Regions from separate parts of the Homo sapiens genome. Here regions 1 and 3 are each linked to region 2. A link is a loop called in an ENCODE intact Hi-C map of the cell type or tissue named here. Cell type or tissue: heart right ventricle. All regions are shown on one strand. Each heading gives the region's core, and the rest is flanking DNA. Links, peaks and the distances in the headings are about the cores only.

Region 1 (6,231 bases), core at 491-5,490, 120 kb after region 2:
GCTACTTGGGAGGCTGAGGCAGAAGAATGGCGTGAACCTGGGAGGTGGAGCTTGCAGTGAGCCGAGATCGCACCACTGCACTCCAGCCTGGGTGACAGAGCAAGACTCCATCTCAAAAAAAAAAAAAAAAAAAATCCCCAAAACACTGCATGCCCTATCCTCAAAGTCAGGAAGACACAGAGTTCAGGACACCTGCCCCACTGACCTTCACCTTCTCTTTTCTTCACTAGAATGACACTAATCACTTAGTGAAGAAAGACTAAGCCAAGCCCTTCTCCCACTACCCCCATGGAACATCTGCTGGGTGCACAGCCCTCTCTGGAGTACAAGGCAGTGAATTCCTGCTCTGAAGGAGCCTGCCCTCTCACCAGGAGAACGAGGCCTTTTCCAATAGCATCAGACAAACGGCCTAAATGGAAGACTCAAAGCAGTGGCTCCAGTGAGTCCTGTCCTGTTTCTTTCTTCCAGGCTCAGCCTGAAGTTCTCCTGAATCCTTATAGGAGCCAGAACTCCCCAGTTACTCTCTCACTGCCTGTCTGACCTGAGAGAGAGTTAGGAGGCGGGACGTGACTCTGGAGGCAGGGATTGGACACTGGATCAGATGAGGACTAGCTGAAACAGGGCCAAGGTGAAAGCAGCTTTCAATAAGACACACCCACCCATGTGCCATGTCAGTTTACCATTGCCCACGGCAACACCCAGAAGTTACCACCCCTTTCCATGGCAATGACTTGATGACCCAGAAGTCACCACTCTTTTCCTAGAAATTTCTGTATAAACCACCTTTAATTTGCATTTAGTTAAAAGTGGGTATAAGTATGTCTGCAGAACTGCCTCTGAGCTGCTGCTCTGGGCACACTGCCTATGGGGAGCCCTGCTCTGCAAGGAGGGTAACTTGGCTACTGCTGTACATGGCCGCTTCAATAGAAGTTGCTGTTTGATGCCACCAGCTCACCCTTAAATTCTTTCCTGGGTGAAGCCAAGAACCCTCCTGGGCTAAGCCCCAATTTGGGGCTCACCTACCCTGCATCAGGTGGATGTCCAGATTTAAGTGCAAATACAGACAATTCACATTCCAATCCATACACAAATGGCAAACCCTTGGGGAAGATGGCTGCATCGTTACCGTACGTGCTCCCATCACTCCAGGAGAATTTCTCATTATTGTTTATAAAAGGCATGCCTTGTGGCATTGAGACAGACATAGTGTTATATGTTCACTAAGCCTGTTTTTCCCCCTCCTGAGGGTACAAGAAGGCTGCTTTTCTAAACCTCTCTTGCAGTTAGATGAGACTATATGATGGAGATTTAGTCAATGGGATGTTCACAGAGATTATGCAGACCCCTTTCTAAACTGGCCCCCCAAACCTTCTGTCCCATGTCCTGGTGAGGAACCCCAAAGCCCTCTGTAAACCTGCATTGCACTGCATGGGCCCTGCATTGCAGCACAAGGGGAAATGATGACACTGTGATCCTGAGGGGTTGTTTGTTATAGCAGCTATTTGTGCTTACACTGACTCATGCAGAGATTGGTACCAGAAGTGCAAGAGCGTGGCAACAGACACCTAAAATCCAAGGCACTGGCCTAGCAGCCACATGGTGGGTGGAGGGCTGCAGAGTTTTGTTTGATGAACATGTTGTCTTCAATAACTTGGAAGGCAGTTCCTTGGAACGTCTCTTCCAGCCCCAGGGGATCGACTTGAAAAACAGAACTTTCAGTGTGTGTTTATTTTTATTGGCTGTCTGACTAGGTGTTACAAGAGAAAGAAGAGTTTAGAAAAGAAATTAGCAAGCAGGAAAAAAAATGGATTAAAGAGACTAGGAATTGGAAATCTCGCAGAGTTGGAAAATGCCTGAACATTGTTAGACTCCAAACAGTACGAGATGAGGTTTTAAAAGCACTAGGGTAAGAAGGATCAATGGAATACGTTGTTTTGAACAGAGTGACTCAAAATTGTAGTAAAGATCCTTCCTGCCCAAGCCTGAAAACTTTAAGAAAGACTTCCTTAAGATGAGAGATACAGGGAGGCATGGGGATAAATTGGCAAAGAAGTGCATCAAATCTGAATGAAATATGAGCCAAATTTCTATCTCAGGAAAGAAGATGCCCAGAAGAAATCTGGTTTTTTAAATCACTGCAGGAGTGATTCTTGTCACCATGTCCTGCCCTGGACTATGACCTGGGCAAGAAACAAACTTGCATTGTGTATCAGCCCTGAGATATTAAGATTGCCTGTTAAAATAGCTGCTGTTTCTTATCTTTACAAAGAGGTGGCCCAGGCGAGGAGAGGAGAAACCTGCATTCTCCTCCTGGTTCAAAAACTTACTCTGGGCTTTGTGCCAAGTTGGCCTCCTACTGATTTCTTTAGCTGCACTTGAGCTACTCAGTTTGGTTTTCATTGCCACTGTGACTCATCAGCCAGAGGCCATATGGGTGGGGGGCAGCCAGTTATCTGATTCCTGCAGCTTTACAGGAGGCTGGAAGCCCACCCGCCCACCCCAAGATGTGGCAGAAGTCCCAGTCGGGAAGCCAGCAGAGCCAAGGACAATCTGGATATGTCCATCTGTCCCAAGGTAGCAAACGGGCCCTCCCAGAGCCCTGTGCCTTCCATGACGGCATGGGTGTTCTACAATTTCATTGGGGTTGAAACATGAATCATCAAATCTGAGAACTGGAAATTAAGGGGCAGCTGCTCTGGGTGATCTTACCACCCAGAACTCAAGTCAGTGCCTCTGTAGCTCCCAGCAGACCCACAGGCACAAGAAGCTCACTACTGGCATGAGCAGCCACCAGATCAGTGTGGCCTGGGATGGTGGTGACTGACATTGGAAGGTCTTCCTCTTGTCAAATGCAGTTCTGCTTCTCCATAAAAGCTAATCTTCAAAGTGGGCCAAGTGACCTGTATGGCGGGAAGTCCAAGGTTGTTTACCCCGTACCGTCGGGAAGGGCCTCTACTGGGCTGATGGCCAAGACATGTGAGTCAAGGACAGAACGCACATCCAAAAACAAAAACAAAACCTGGAGCGGCCATCACGTATCCAGCATGCTTGGCTCTGATGAATGCTTGGCTCGGCTGATACCTACCTGGCTTCCCAGCTCCTGTTTCTCTGGGCTGTGCGAGCCTGGATTCTAATTGAAACCCATTTGCGTTAATTCGTTTATCTCTCTTTTCCCTTCCAGGATTGCTGTCTTCTTTAATATGAGTTTGCTCTGATGAGCCAGAAGATCTCCGGGTTTTGTTCGCTTGCACTAAAACCTTCTACTCGGCTCTCTGAAACTAGCACGCTAGTGGTTCCTCAACCTAACTGTCCGTCGGAGCCACCTGGGGAGGCTCTGAAAAATACAGATTCAGGGGCCCCATCCCAGACTTTTAGAACCAAAATCTCAGTGGGTGATGCCTAGAGCCCTCCCTCTTCTCCGCTGATGAGCTGTGGTAGGAAGTCACACAGCAGCACATCAAACAGAGATGACAAGTCAGCCTGCCTCCCACTCCATCTCCAGCCTTCTGTGGGCCATGTGTCCCCAGGCCCCCCACCCATCCCTCAGAATAAAGGTGAGAGAGATCCAAATCAAAAGCAAGTTGAAATGTTTTTAAAACATGCAATAAGGATCAAATTAATTACAGTGAATATTTACATGCCTTAGATAGATTGTTTTATGGGGATGTGGTATTATGACTTGAATCTGTTTCATAAGTGTCACTTATGACACTACGTGAACTTAAAGAAAAGCTTGTACCCTTTGAATCAATAAGCTTACCAGAGAACTTACTCTTGGAAAAAAAATGCAACGTAAGAGAAAAAAGCGTGTACATAAACGTGTTAATTACTGGCTAGGATATCAGTATTCAACGATAAGAGGAAACACTGGATAGATTATAAGTGTTCAACAATAAGAGGATGTCCATTTCCTCCAGTGAGTATTAAATGGCCATTTAAAAAAATGCTCAATGTGCAAGCTCTAGTGACCTGGAAACCTAAGTGTAAAATTAGATCATAGAACTGGAAGTGCCGACTTCTACTTCCAGTAATAATGGGTTAGAAAACAAGGCCAAACTTCCTTCTGAAATCAAAAAAGCTGGGCAAATTTCAGAGATACTCTTCTTAAGCACTAAAGATGATCAGAGTAATGAGGAATTACCAGAATAAGATTCGGCAGAAATAGAAACTCAGAGTGGAGTATCTGTGAGTATCTTTGTCTGGGGTCATTCACCAATCAGAGAGAAGCTTTCAAGTCTGTGTGGGAGTTTTGTCAACTCAGCAGGCTGAAGGGGACCAGGGTACATGTTTAGAGCCTGCCAAGAATGGAGTTTCAGGTTAAGGAACCTGCACTTTAGCCTGACAACTATGTACATGTGCATCCCAGAGGTAAGGATCACCTGCAAGTAAACCAGCTCTCCCCCAAAATTGCAAACTGATTTTAAGTCATATGGGTGCACAGACCATCTCTGGCAATGGCACTGGTTATTAACTTCCAGAACATGCCTGGAGAAGCAAATGAAACCTGTGTTGGAGGAAGACAAAGTATTGCTAGGTTTCAAGTGATCTACATCAACACTTAAAAAACAAAGTTCATAATTTCTATAGCAGTCAAGGTGGCTGTGTTAGTATTCTACTCATGCACAGCAAATTACCACAAACGGCACCCATTTATTAACTCACAGTTCTATGGATCAGGGGTCTGAGTGGGCTCAGCAAGCAAGGTCCTCTGGTTAGAGTCTCACAAAGCTGAAGTCAAGGTGTAAGCCAAGCCTTATGCTCAGCTGGAGATTTGGGGGAGAAGCAGCTTCCAGGGCCATTCAGGTTGTTGTCAGAATCCAGTTCCGTGTGGTTTTAGGAGTAAGGTTCCCATTTTCTTGCTGGCTGTCAGCTGGGAGCTGCTGTCAGCTATTGGAGGCCACTCTCAGGTTCTTTCTAAATGAACCTCCATCTTCAAAGCTTGCAAAAGTGTGTCAAATCACCCTCATGCTGCAAATCTGTCTGACTCCTCTTTTGCTACCTGCCAGAGAAAACTCTCTGCATTTAAAGGACTGTCATGATTAGATTAGGCCCACCCTGATAATCCCTTTTTTAATTAACTCAATGTCAGCTAATTAGCCATCTTAATAGCATCTCAAAATCGCTTTTGTAATGTAACATAACATGATCACTGGCATGATAGCCTGTATTTATAGCACTGGGAATTAGAGCAGAAAATCTTTGGGGTTGAGTTGCATTTTTGAATGATGCTTCCCACAATGGAGTGAGCCCACTGCAGCACGTCAGACATTGAACAAAACACAAATACCTGATGATTTGAAAAGTAACAAAGACAGATTGGAGAGAGAACACAACATTTGTGTAAATAACCTACACAGGGAAAGCGAAACAGAAGTTGCAATCTAAACTTAATTAGGTGCACTGCCTGCTGAAACAACAACAAAGTCAACATTTTCCCAGAAGATGTTTAAAGAATCTCATAACATAATATTCAAAATGTCCTGGCTACATCCAAAATTGCACAAGGGATGTAAAGAACCAGGAAAACATAGACAATTCTGAAGGAAAAAGGCAATCGACATTCACTAATCCTGATATGACCAAGTGCTAGAAGTATTGAAGACTTTAAGGCAGCTATTATAATCATGCTGTAAGGAGTAAGTGCTAACACTCCTGAAGTTAATGGAAAGCTAGACAGTCTCATCAAAGAACTAGAAGCTACAAAATAAATCACATGAAAACTTTAGAACTGAAAAATGTAACAATAGAAATAGCATTTCCCTAGATAGAATCAATACAAGAATGGAGATAACGGAAGAGCCAGTGAACTTGAAGACAGGTCAATAAAAGTCTTCCATTTTGAACAATGGAGAGAAAACGCATTGGGAAAAATAGAGACTTCTGGTTTTGGTAATATGGAGTAGACATACTTTTACCCTATTCCACTCAATAAATGTAACAGATATCCCTGACCTGAAGAAGCTGATAACCTGAAAATACCAAAAGGCACAGATAAAAAAAAAAAAAAAAAGAAGGCCAGTAAAAACCTGCTCTCTCTATCCAAAGGCTCAGGAAGAAGACAGTCCAGCAAGACAGAAAACTTTAGACAATAATTGCTCTATTCCAGTCAAACGCTGGAGGTGACCCATCTCCTCCCCTACAAGCAAAGGCTAGGTAGAGAGCTTAGATTTCCACCTTCATTGAGCTGTAATGAGGCATCCCAGCACCCTCTAGTGCTGGATGGGTTGGTAT
Region 2 (6,231 bases), core at 857-5,856:
CTGAGAATGGGGACTTGCGGTATCTTAAAGGCTCATGATGATTCTTTCCTTCAAGATGCTTTTAACTGGATGTGAAGGAATATGTGTGTATATATAGCAACTAGTCAAGCTTGAGGGATTTGTAGAAATGACTCACCAGCTCCCCTGCCCCTCACCTCCCTGGTCTGAAGGGCTTTATGCTTTTCAAACATTGTTGCACATCAGAAGTGTGTGGCCGCCCTGGGGCATGGAGGCCAACTGGAAACTGTCGTCTGCTCCGAATCAACCCTCCTGACTCTGGCTGGTCACCCCTCACCTGCTCTGAGAGCCCAAGACATCAGTTTTCAGTGACATGCCCCAGATTACACTAAAATCGAGGCTGCTGTCAGAAATCAAACCAGGTTCCAAATCAAGTGCCCCACCCTTGTCCCCCGGAGGCCCCGACTTCCATTTCCCAGGAATGAGGACCTTCCAAGTTCACGAGGTATTGAAGAGAGACCTCCCAACGGTTGGGAGCCTTAGGCGAGTCAGGTTTTTCCCTAAAGCCAGCTTCTACCAGCAAAATGCCTAGCGAATTTTATAAGGGTGATAATTTAGTAGAAATGCTGATTATGTGAGTTCTATAGCATGTTTATTTTACAAATTCCTGTCGCATAGCAGAAGCCTCTGCCAACTCCCATACATGGCTAATTGCATAACGCTGCTTCTGTGAGCTAAAAAGGTGTTTGCTTTAAAATGTTTATGGAGAATGCTCTTATCTTGCCTATCTGATTAAAATTCATTCATGACATGAGCAATCCAGTTAGACTTGGAAGCAGAGGGTGGAAGGAAAACCGAGGTTTAAAATTATTTTCATCGGGGAAAAAGTTTCTCATACTCCTGTGCATTTGGAAATGTGAGTGGTGTCGGCGCCTCACGAGTTTGGCCCGGGTGGCAGTGATGGTGGCAGGGCGTGGGATTGCGTGGGCCGAGCTGCCGCCATTTGAGGTGAATAGTCCTTGGTGAGAGGGGGCCCGTTATTTTCCACCAAAGCCCTACCTTCTTCCCAGGAAAAGGTTCTTAGTCCAGTGGGGCTGCTATAACCAAAAGACCCTAAAATGGGTGGCTTGTAAACAACAGGGAATTATTTCTCACAGTCCTGGAGGCTGGGAATTCCAAGATCACAGCACCAGCAGATGCAGTGTCTGCGGAAGGCTGCTGTCTAGTTCCTTGATGGTCCCGTCTCACTGTGTCCACACATAGCAGAAGAGGGGGGACGAGCACCCTGGGGCCTCTGGTAAAGGCATAATCCTAATCACAGGGGCTCCACCCTGTGACCCAGTCAGTCACCTCCCCACAGCCCCACCTCCTAGTTCCATTGCCTCAGGTATTGGGGTTCACCATATGAGTTTTTGGTGGACACAGACATTCAGGCCACAGCAGGCTCGTGTTCCTTTGAGTTCACTGACCTTTAGCCCACCTCCAGGCTTCCCTCTGCCTTGCACGTCTGAAGGGGCACCTGTTTAAGCTTGACTGTCAGCAGAGTCAAATCCACCCCTCGTTTAGCCCCCAGCTGCTAGGGGGTTGCCAGGAGGCCCCAAATATGAGTTCACATCCAGGCCTTGGGCGAAAGCCTGTCCCTCTCTGGGCTGTGCGCACATCTGGTCCCAGCCGTGCTGCAGCTCCTGAGTGCTCCTTCCCGGGGCGGCTGGCCGGCCGAGTCACGGATGCCCCAATCCAGCCCTTCCCAGCCAGGGCCACTTCCTGCATGACTGGGGAGTGCCCTCTAATGGGAGGTGCTGCTCACCCCACCACGGACACAGCAGCCCCAATGTCAACAGCCCCGTGGCCAAGAAGCCCTGGGAAGTGCTGGTTCTGTCTAGTTGGTCCCATTCCTCCTACGGGGATCCTGAAACGGTAGAACTGTAGGACCGGGAGGGGTCTCAGGAGGCTGCGGCTGGTTCTGTCTAGTTGGTCCCATTCCTCCGATGGGGATCCTCAAACGGTAGAACTGTAGGACCGAGAGGGGTCTCAGGAGGCTGCGGTCCTACCTGCCTGCTCTCAGCAGGGCATGGGCAGGGAGGGAGCAGCAGCGTCCCCCAGCCTGCCCAGCCAGAGGGAGGAGAGCTGGTGCCAATGCCCCCGGGTGCTGTGCCAGGGAGTTTAGTGCTCCTGGGAAATAATGCCAGCCACACAAACCCAGTCCCCCAGGACTCAGGGCAGGGAGGGGCAGCTGGACATCACCTTGCATTCAGGATCAGACGCTGCTGAGCAGGCTCAACCCTGATTGTATTCTCAGCCACACCTGCGATTTTCCTGTGCGTTTCAGAGGAAATAAGCAGAATCCAAAGTTGCTCTTCTATTTTGCAAGTATGGTGAGGACTCAAAACTGCCCTAAGAAAAGAAAGTAGCTCATCTCCTAAAAAGCCCTTCTTGGTGGGGTTCTGGGGCTGTTGTCTCTGAGGCGATGCCACGCCGTGGTGAGACGGCAGGTGGTTTTCTGGGGCCCCCAGCTCTGTGTCAGCCAGCGTGGCCCTACCTGTTCTCTTTTCAAAACTCTGGGGGCTTCCAGCCAGGATTGCTTTGGAAGAAGGCATCTGCTAGGAAAAAAACACCACCAAGTGCTTAGAAACCACTCGCCTCTCAGCAGCTGGCCCAGCTGAGTCACTTCTCACCTTCCTGGGCTGCCCGGGCCCACAGGTGCTGCCAAGCGCGTGCTGTGCTCAGTGGGGGCAGTGGCCTGCAGCAGGCTGTTCTGAGCCTCCTCGCGGCTTGGCTGGTCGTTCCCACTCAGCCCTGGAATACGCAAGCTGTGTTTGTCCGGCGCTTCCTCTCCATCTTGAGGTCCATGTCCCATCTCAGGCTGGGGTAGAGACTAGCGTAGGAGAGGCTTGTTTGGAGTCGGCCTCCCTGCTTGGGCCAGTGCTGTTTCTGAGCTGTGCCCTGTCCCCCCAAGGCGCTCCATGCTGGCCCACATTAGTGTGCCAAGTGCCAGGCCAGACGAACCAGAGCTGCTCCGAGCCCACCTTGCCCTCCCGGCTGCCTCCGCCCTGTGCTGGGCGTAGAGGGAGGTGTCCCAGGCCTCTCCACTAGTGGTGGCGGCCAGGTGTGAAGCAGACATGACTTCAGCAATGGTGCCTGCAGGTGTAGTGGCAGAACTCTTGCTTGTCTCCGGTGCTCCAAATCCTCCAGTGATTATGGTTCAGGGCAACCACGCCGCTGCCCTGTCTGCGTGGCTGGAAGTGCCTTGCAGCTGGCACTGGAGTGGAAGGCGTTTCTGCAGTTACATCCGCAGCTCCTTGGCAGAGCCAGGGCACGCAGCCCAAGGCCAGCCACCTCTGCAGAAAGGAGCTCCTCCGTGTCTCCATCCCTTCCCAGAGCCCCTCCCTCTCCAGGACCTGGGGAAAGGCCAGAACTGCCAAGTATGTGGGAAGTTCTGACCACCAGAGGGCAGCCGGCAGGCCCTGCGTCCTCCAGTGCTCTGTGGCCCCGGCTTCAGCCTCAGCCTGGAATCCCGGTGCCGGGGGCAGTGTGGCTTCTCTCTCTCTCTCAAGTCCCACGGGCAGGTGGCCTGAGGTAGCCCGAGGTAGTCTCTCTAGCTAAAAGTCACCCTGCTGGGAGGGCTGAAGTCAAAGACATTAACAGCAAGGGTGTGGCTGCGTAATTCCACCCCACAGATTTACCTCCACTGCCCCAGGCGCTTGGCACAGTGAGAGTGTCAGAGAAATAGTCCTGGGCCCCGTCCCAGAAACTCCTGTTCAGCAGGGAGGTGGGATGGTGTGTCCTGAACTCATGACAACTGCAATAAATATGTTATCATCATTCATTAGTAATATCACAGTATCATCTCTTCATGTTAACACGGAGTTGAAATACATGGCACTGGGCTTCTGTTTATTGACACCTGCTGTGTGCTGGGTGCTAGGTGCTGTTCTGAGAGCTTAGCAGGCATTTCCCTCCCAACAGTGGTAACGAGGTAAGGGTTGTCGTCCTCTCCACTTCCCAAATGAGGAAACTGAGGCACGCAGGAGTCTGGGGCATTGTCAGAGGCCATGGAGGGGGAGCTGGGACCTAATCAAGTCTGCCTTAGACCTCACCTCCTGCTTCCTCCCCAAACCTCTGAAAGGTGGGGGTGTTTCTAGAAGATGATGCTATAATGGGAAGCAGGAGGGGTGTGTTGGCTGCCGGGTGTGGGCCCTTGGAAGGGCGGGTCCAGAGCTTGGGCTGGAAGGTGGGGGATGGGTTTGGGTCTTTGCATGAAGAACAGGAGTCAGTGGAGTCAGCCCAGGAATTGTGGACACGCTGGGCCTCCTGAGGCCACAGGGGGACATATGGGAGGAAGTGTGTTGAGGGCAGGGCGCTGGCCTCATCTGTCAGCTTCAGCGAGCTCAGCCTGTCTTGACACGCCTGCGACAGCTCTAGAAAGGCTGAGACTTGTAACCATTCACTCCTTTTTCTTTTCCCACCCGCACAGGGGGCCGATGGCATCCGTGGTCTGAAGGGCACAAAGGGCGAGAAGGTAAGTCTCTCCTTGCAGCCACGGGGCCCCCTGCTTAGTCCGGAGCCGAATTCCAGCCAGCGGGGCCCTCCCACAATGCTTCTTCCATGAAACCAGCTGAGGTGGATGTCGCCTCTGAGTACTGAGGGGGATGGATGCCACTCTGTGGAAAGTGTCTCTGTTTGCAGACGGAAGAAGAGTAAGTTGAGGATAGGCCCTCGGGTCCCCAGGGGCACATCTCCTAGCAGAGCTGAGTGGGTCCAGGGTTTGTGTCTCTGCACAAGGAGAAGGCCTTGGCCCCAGAGACAACACACGGCCCCCCACGTGCCTGCAGGGGCCAGTGGACACCTGTCACCCTCCCCACTCCCAGGTGGGCCGCCTTGCATGGCCGCTGGCACGAGGGTCCACTTAGTTGTTAGATGTTCATCCCTGGGCAGCCCAAGCTGCAGAAACTCACAGTGTGCAGCAGAGCCAGGCAGGGAGGGAGAGAGGCCGTGCCATTGGCCATGGTCCGTGGGGGCAGGTCAGGCCTAAGCAGATCACTGTGGTGAAGACAAAGCTAAACTACACCCCCATGCATGCCTGCCAGAGTCAGAAGCTTGGGTGCAGCCTGCAGCGGCGACAGCCTGAGCCACATGGAGCTGCGTGGCCGGCCACCTTTCTCTTCTCACTGTGGTGGAAGGAAGCTCAGAGCCAAATCCAAGGCCCAGTTATGACACAGATTTAGGCCTCAGGGGCGGCCTCACCGTGCCACCCTCCCCACCGTGGCCTCACGCTCTGTTGTGGGTTCGCCCTGCCATGCCGTGTAGCCATGCAATACTTGCTTTCCGTAAGGCATGTTGGTCCCCTTTGCTGGGCAGACTCTGGGCTCTCCCCTGGCCACGGCGGCCTGCGGGGCTGGAGTGCGGGTGCTGGCGTGATGGTCCACGTGCCGAGACTCCTTATTTGCTACCTGTCGAAGATGTCGCTTGGATCCTTTCTTGTGAAATCTGCCGGCCTTAAAGCCATTCCCGAGGGGACGCATTGAGTGGCCACAACTGGATCAGAAATGATGTGGCAGCAGGAACGCTCTTGTTCCACGGAGTTTGTTGAGCGTGCTGGTCCCTGGTTTCTGTTCTTAGTGTCTGCCCTTGTGGGAGGACCGGCCAGGAGGCCTGAGCCTGTGCCATCTCGGCTCCTTCCCAAGGGCATCCGCACAGCGGAATCCTAAGTCCTCATCCGGGAAAGCTGAGCAGTTTGGCCTCTCCAAGAGCACTGCTTTCTACGTGGAGCCCGTCGGGGCTTCGGAACACGAGGGCCTTACGAACACAGGGTCCCCATCCCAGAATTCCATCCCGTTGGTCCCCGGGAGGCTCCCTCACCTGAGGACCTTTCATCCTTTCCAAGGTGGCTTCACAGAGTCCAGCTTTGCCGCTTGATCTTGTCACGTTTGTCCCTAGCCAGAGACAGGGCTGCCTGAGATGATACTGATTGGGCTGTGCAGGGGATGCCTTCTTGCCAGGAGAGCTCCCGCACTGTTCCCGAGGGCCACGCAGGCAGCCCGACATGGTCTGGGGAAGGAGTGGGGCAGTGCCAAGGGACCGTCTTTGTGGACTTCTGCATTATTTGTGGCCGCTGCTCAGCTTCCAGCACTATGTGAACACTGTGAACAAGTGCCTTGAGGCCCTGGGAGCCCCGGGAGCTGGCGCTGGCTGGAAAGGGCTGGATTCTCACTGCACAGAAAGCTGCCTCCCTTGCGTGTGCCCCCAGCCGGGCCTTGAATGTTTACGACCGGC
Region 3 (6,231 bases), core at 809-5,808, 300 kb after region 2:
TAAGTCTGTATTTTTTTTTAAAAAAAAAACAGCTTTATTAAGATATAGTTTACAGGTGGTGGCTCATGCCTGTAATCCCAGCACTTTGGGAGGCCGAGGCGGGCGGATCACGAGGTCAGGAGATCGAGACCATCCTGGCTAACATGGCGAAACCCCGTCTCTACTAAAAATACAAAAAATTAGCTGGGCGTGGTGGCGGGCGCCTGTAGTCCCAACTACTCGGGGGGCTGAGGCTGGAGAATGGCATGAACCTGGGAGGCGGAGCTTGCAGTGAGCTGAGATCGATCCACTGCACTCCAGCCTGGGCGACAGAGCGAGACTCCGTCTCAAAAAAAAAAAAAAAAAAAAAAATATATATATATATATGTTTTACATACCATACAATTCACTCACTTAAGGTGTACAATTCAATGGTTTTGGTATATTATATTACTATATTTTTAAAACTGTGGTTACATATGCATAACATAAAATTTACCATTTTACCCATGAAGTGCACAAGTTTGTGGCACTGATGACATTCACCATATTGTGCCACCGTCACCACTGTCGACTTCCAAAACTTTGTCATTATTCCAGGCTTAAACTTGTACCCACTCACCAATCATGTCCCAACCTCCTTCCCCTTAGCCCCTGGTAACCACTAATCTACTTCCCAGCTCTGTGAATGTGACTACTCTAGGGACCCCATAAAAGCAGAATCCTGCAGTACTTGTCCGTCAGTGACCGGCTTATTTTGCTGAGGATAATGTCTTCAAGCTTCATCTGTGTTGTAGCATGTGTTGGAATTTCCCTTCTCTTCATCGCTGGTAACAGTTCATTGGATGGAGCACATCTGTCTGTTGATGCATCTGTTGATGGACACAGGGGTTGTTCCCACTTTTTTGTTTGTTTGCTTATTTGTTTTATTAAGATGGTGTCTCGTTCTGTCCCCCAGGCTGGAGTGCAATGGCGTGATCTCGGCTCACTGCAACCTCCGCCTCCCTGGTTCAAGCGATTCTCCTGCCTCAGCCTCCTGACTAGGCGGGACTACAGGTGCCCATCACCACACCTGGCTAATTTTCGTATTTTTAGTAGATACTGGGTTTCACCATGTTGGCCTGGCTGGTCTCAAAGTACTGACCTCAGGTGATCCACCCGCCTCGGCCTCCCAAAGTGCTGGGATTACAAGCGTGAGACACCACGCCCTGTCTGTTCCCACTTTTTGGCTGTTATGAATAATGCTGCCATGAACGTAGGCGTGTACATATCCGCTCCAGTCCCTGCTTTCTCTTCCCTTGGGTGTGTACTCAGAAGTGGAATTGCTGGGTCACCTGGTGTGTAACTTTAAAAATAAAAACCATCCTTGCTAAAATTGGATCTGAGGCCTCAGTCCACTCAAGGAAATCAATGCAGCCTTCCTCCCCAGCCCACAGGAACAAAACCCCAAAGACGGGGGTCGCACTCCAGCTCTATGGCCATGTCACAGGTCTCCCAGAGCCCAGACATTTATTAGCGGCCACTTGGAGCATCAATGTGAAGGCTGAAGGAGAAACTTGGGTCGAGGCCTGGGGTGCTGCGCGTGCCCCATGCACGTAGAGTTCTTAAGCATATAGAGTGTGTTTATTCCTGCACTGGATCTCCTCAGTAGCCCCGAGACCTGCAGTATATGGACCATTCATTCCCATTCGACAGATGTGGGGACTGAGGCTCAGACAGCCACTACCCGGAGATCCCTTCAGCTCCAAACACAGGGTCCACTCCGGCCCCTGGCTGCCTCTCTCAACGATCCCCAAGGGGCTTACAAACAGCTTTCCTCCATTCTAGGACAACAAAGACACTGGGGGTAGTAACATGAGGGGGGCAGAGAGAAAAGAAGCCTCCACAGCTGCACCCCCCCCCCAATTTCTTCCCAGCACCATCTCCTCACAGAGTCTTGGGGGCCACCCTGCCTCAGGGGCCGTGGCATATCACCAGGAATGCCACTGCTTAAACTCGTCTGAGGCTGGGAAGCCCACCCAGACCAACAGGCGGGCCCTCTGGCTTCCCTGGAGGGAGCTCTGTCCCCAGCACTCAGAGAACAGAGTCCCCACAGCAAAGGCCCTCAGGGTGCAACGGCCGTGTCGGAGGGCCCCTTCCCATCTTCTCTTCTTCAGCACATGTGCCCAGCTCCTGCACCCAATGCCCAGGGGATGCCTCCCAGATGCCAGCAGCATGGTGACAGGGGCAGGAGGTGGCATTGTCCTTGTTCTGGATATCCCTGGGTGACCCCGGTACGTGACTCCCCTGAACTCCAGCGGCCTCATCTGTGACACAGGGGGCCGGGCCACATCATCCTGGGCAGTGCTGCTCTCTGCAATTATTGAGTCTGGAGTCTCTTCTTGTCAGAGATTCTCTTTAGGGAGTTTATTTTCCATAGACTAAAGACTAAACAATAGAGAACAGAGAGAGGCTTCTAGATACCTACTGCAACCTTAGCTTCTCAGAAAATACAGGTGCTTGGGACTCTTCCACAAAATCAGGAATTTAAATGGAAAACGTGGGCCCCAAGACAGCTCCTTTAGTCAACGGGTCTGAGTACACATTAAAGGAGGGTGGAGGGAGAGGGGACATAGAGAGGGAGGAAAGGGGAGGAGGGCACCAGGAAGGGCGGAGCCAAGGGAGTCCTGGGGGTGGATACGCACCTGCCTGTAAGGGGCCCTGTGGTCCTGGCACGTGCCTATAAGAGGCCCTGTCATCGTGTGTTAGGTTGTGACACAGCTCTGCCCTCCCCAGGTGCCTTTTCTGAACCAGGAACCTAAGAGGAGCTCTCCCACCAGGGCCAGGGAAGGAGGGCACCAGGACGGGCAGAGCCAAGGGGGTTCTGGAAGTCCCCGGCCCTGGTGGGAGAGCTCCTCTCTTAGGTTCCTGGTTCAGAAAAGGCACCTGGGGAGGGCAGAGCTGTGTCACAACCTAACACACGATGACAGGGCCCCTTACAGGCACGTCGTATCCACCCCCAGGAGCACACAGACAGACTCTCGTCCACATGCCCTGTCTGGGGACAGGAGCCCAGCACCCAATGCTTGTTCCTGCTTCCACCCCTTTGCTGACCTCCCCACTCATCAGGGCTGCGTGCCAGGTGACCAGGGTTCTAACCCTGGCTTCCTCCCTGACCCCTCCTCCTGGAAACATCCTTCCTGACCCAGCCTCAGTTTACCTCATTGAAGGGTGAATTTTAAGGACCCATTCAGCTTTTATCTCCTGTCACTCCATAGACATCAAGACTTAACATCCCATCCCTCCCACTCCCAGCTGTCATTCCCCCCCCCCAATCTTCGGCCCACTCCCTGTCCAGGGGCCCAGGTCCCCAGCGCGGGCAACCCCTCTGTCCCCATTCCCGGGACCTGGAGCCCGCGAGGGCTCAGGCCGGCCAGGATGGAGTTCTCTATCCCAGTTCAATTTCCCCCGCCTTTTTGATGTCACATCCTGTCCCAGCCTGCTTCCCCGCCGGCCGCCGCCCTCCTCCCCGGGAGAGAGCGAGGCGCGCGGGTCCCTCTGCGCCACCCCCGCCCCCGCCCCTTCCGAGCAAACTTTTGGCACCCACCGCAGCCCAGCGCGCGTTCGTGCTCCGCAGGGCGCGCCTCTCTCCGCCAATGCCAGGCGCGCGGGGGAGCCATTAGGAGGCGAGGAGAGAGGAGGGCGCAGCTCCCGCCCAGCCCAGCCCTGCCCAGCCCTGCCCGGAGGCAGACGCGCCGGAACCGGGACGCGATAAATATGCAGAGCGGAGGCTTCGCGCAGCAGAGCCCGCGCGCCGCCCGCTCCGGGTGCTGAATCCAGGCGTGGGGACACGAGCCAGGCGCCGCCGCCGGAGCCAGCGGAGCCGGGGCCAGAGCCGGAGCGCGTCCGCGTCCACGCAGCCGCCGGCCGGCCAGCACCCAGGGCCCTGCATGCCAGGTCGTTGGAGGTGGCAGCGAGACATGCACCCGGCCCGGAAGCTCCTCAGCCTCCTCTTCCTCATCCTGATGGGCACTGAACTCACTCAAGTACGTGCATCCAACGCCATTTTCCTCCCTGCCAGGCGCCCGGCCCGGCCCCTCGGGAGCCCCACAAAGTCCGGGAACGGCTCTGGCTCCGCGCCGCCCCGCGCCCCCGGCCTGGGCGCCCGAAGTGCCGGGGTTGGGGAGGGGGCCAGGGCGCTAGGCTGGACCTGGGTGGGAGGGAGGGGTGCAGGCTGACCGGAGACGGCGCTCCTCCAGCCCCGGCTCAGCAGAGCTGACAGCTGCCCCCTTTTTCCTAGGACTCCGCTGCCCCCGACTCCCTGCTGAGAAGTTCAAAGGGCAGCACGAGGGGGTCTTTGGCTGCTATTGTCATCTGGAGGGGGAAGAGTGAGAGCCGGATAGCCAAGACCCCAGGCATTTTCAGAGGTGGCGGGACCTTAGTCCTACCCCCAACACACACCCCTGAGTGGCTCATCCTCCCTTTGGGCATAACGCTGCCCTTGGGGGCTCCAGAAACAGGCGGTGGGGATTGTGCCGCTGAGACCTGGAAGGGCAGCCAGCGTGCCGGCCAGCTGTGTGCATTGCTGGCTTAATATGCAGGGCTTGGGGGGCTGTGGCCACATGCCCGGCAGGAGGTGAGTGAGGAGCCCTGTGGCGTGCTGGTGTGGGGATCGTGGGCATTTCAAACGGGCTTGTCGTACCCTGAACAATGTATCAATAGAGAAAGGTCTCTGCTTGGTATTCTCCATTTTAAAGATGCATATTGGAGCTGGCAGGTCTTGGGGGAGGAGAAGGGCTGTCTGTGAGCGCCGAACTGGGAGGGTTGCTTTGGCACTATGGTGCTCGGAAGAGCCTGCCAGCCGAGGGAGCCGGGCTGCTTGGGAGTGACATTAAAATGCCCTTTCAATGATGCCACTGTGCCACGCTCTGAACTGGGAGACTCTGGCCCTTTGGAGTTGCAAGTCCAGGAAGTGATGGGCAGCCAGTACCTTGGCCCCAAGCCCCAGCTGCCCCTGACCCTTCTTTCCTTCCTCCCTTCCTCCATCTCCCTCAGAATAAAAGAGAAAACAAAGCAGAGAAGATGGGAGGGCCAGAGAGCGAGAGGAAGACCACAGGAGAGAAGACACTGAACGAGCTTCCCTTGTTTTGCCTGGAAGCCCACGCTGGCTCCCTGGCTCTGCCCAGGATGTGCAGTCCAAATCCCAATCCAGCAGTGGGGTTATGTCGTCCCGCTTACCCTCAGAGCCCTTCTCCTGGTGCTGCCCAGACGATCAGCCAGTCCCTCCTGGAGAGGTTCTGCATGGCCTCTAGGAGAGGTTTTCTTGGCCCCAGGAAGGCCTGGTGGAGGGTGGTGGTTGTGCACTGTTGCTGGACAGATGCATTCATTCATGTGCACACACACACACACACATGCACACACAGGGGAGCAGATACCTGCAGAGAAGAGCCAACCAGGTCCTGATTAGTGGCAAGCTGCCCCACAAAGGGCTATGCCTGTGTCTTATTGAGACACCTTGGCAAAGAGATGGCTGATTCTGGGTGGTCCTGGACATGGCCGCACCCAAGGGCCCTCCAAGCCTTAATGGCACCCTGAAGCCTCCATGCCCAGGCCAAAAGATGCTTTTCCTCCCTAAGTTCTCCTCTTTGTGTCTTTTTAAAGATTCCCTGTTCTGGGGAGAAACTTTTGGTTCAACTTCAATTAGAAGCCTTGTCTCAGTGGTGAAAGTATTTGTCCATCCACACGAAGGGTGCTGGACATCCGAACCCCAGCCAGCCCCTGGTCACACCCCTGCATCCTCACACCTTAGAGTCAGGGCCCAGCCAGCCACCTTCAGGACCCTGGTCAGCTCCGCCAGCCCACAGCCTCCGCGGGTCAGGAAGGGAAATGCTGCTGTTTTCTTTGCTGGCCTGGCATGTTCCTCTCTCTGAAGCTGAACCACAGGCTGTCTCAGGGGAATGTGTCCCTTGACTCAGCCAGGAGGCACCTCCCACCCTCATGGTACAGCTCCACCTTCCCCAGGCTGGCTTCTGATAATTGTGCTTTCGGAATCTTGCATTGGAGGCCAGTTATCCTAATGTGTTGGGATTTTGGAAAAAAGCCTCAGCAGGTGAAATCACGTCAACGTTTCTGAGTCTCTGAAGGGGGCAGAGAGTGGCTGGCTCAGCACCAGCACCCGAGAGCCTGGCTACCCTAGTCCCCACCTGGGTGGGCCCCACTGGGGTTATGCCAGGTGACTTTCATCTTTGACCTCTAAGATGGCATCTGGGGTCG

The links. Peaks named below come from ENCODE experiments on the same cell type or tissue, not always from the same donor. Only the 100,000 strongest peaks of a DNase experiment are listed, where the experiment ranks them.
Region 1: it touches region 2 in a loop (2.1-fold over the local background); 10 of 110 quality-filtered maps call a loop at or near these places.
Region 3: it touches region 2 in a loop (3-fold over the local background); 20 of 110 quality-filtered maps call a loop at or near these places.

The regions. Positions count from the first base shown.
Region 1 is chr9:134,893,706-134,899,936 of GRCh38, forward strand. No RefSeq gene overlaps it. Among named protein-coding and RNA genes, the nearest start is that of FCN2, 16 kb to the left of the region's middle. In heart right ventricle, for the core only: no CTCF peak of the experiment used is centred there; DNase peaks (open chromatin) are centred at 1,646, 2,516 and 2,966; H3K27ac peaks cover 4,070 bases.
Region 2 is chr9:134,775,670-134,781,900 of GRCh38, forward strand. It overlaps COL5A1 (collagen type V alpha 1 chain), which reads left to right. Exons shown (of 66, transcript NM_000093.5): 28 at 4,433-4,477. It overlaps LOC124902301 (a long non-coding RNA gene), which reads right to left and starts at 211. Exons shown (of 2, transcript XR_007061843.1): 1 at 1-211. RefSeq lists a silencer at 1,906-2,051 and enhancers at 2,564-3,173, 2,728-2,987. In heart right ventricle, for the core only: a CTCF peak has its summit at 3,398 (motif pointing right); a DNase peak (open chromatin) is centred at 3,392.
Region 3 is chr9:135,071,799-135,078,029 of GRCh38, forward strand. It overlaps a transcript of OLFM1 not described here. Among named protein-coding and RNA genes, the nearest start is that of OLFM1, 13 kb to the right of the region's middle. In heart right ventricle, for the core only: no CTCF peak of the experiment used is centred there; a DNase peak (open chromatin) is centred at 3,543; H3K4me3 peaks cover 1,645 bases; H3K27me3 peaks cover 2,532 bases.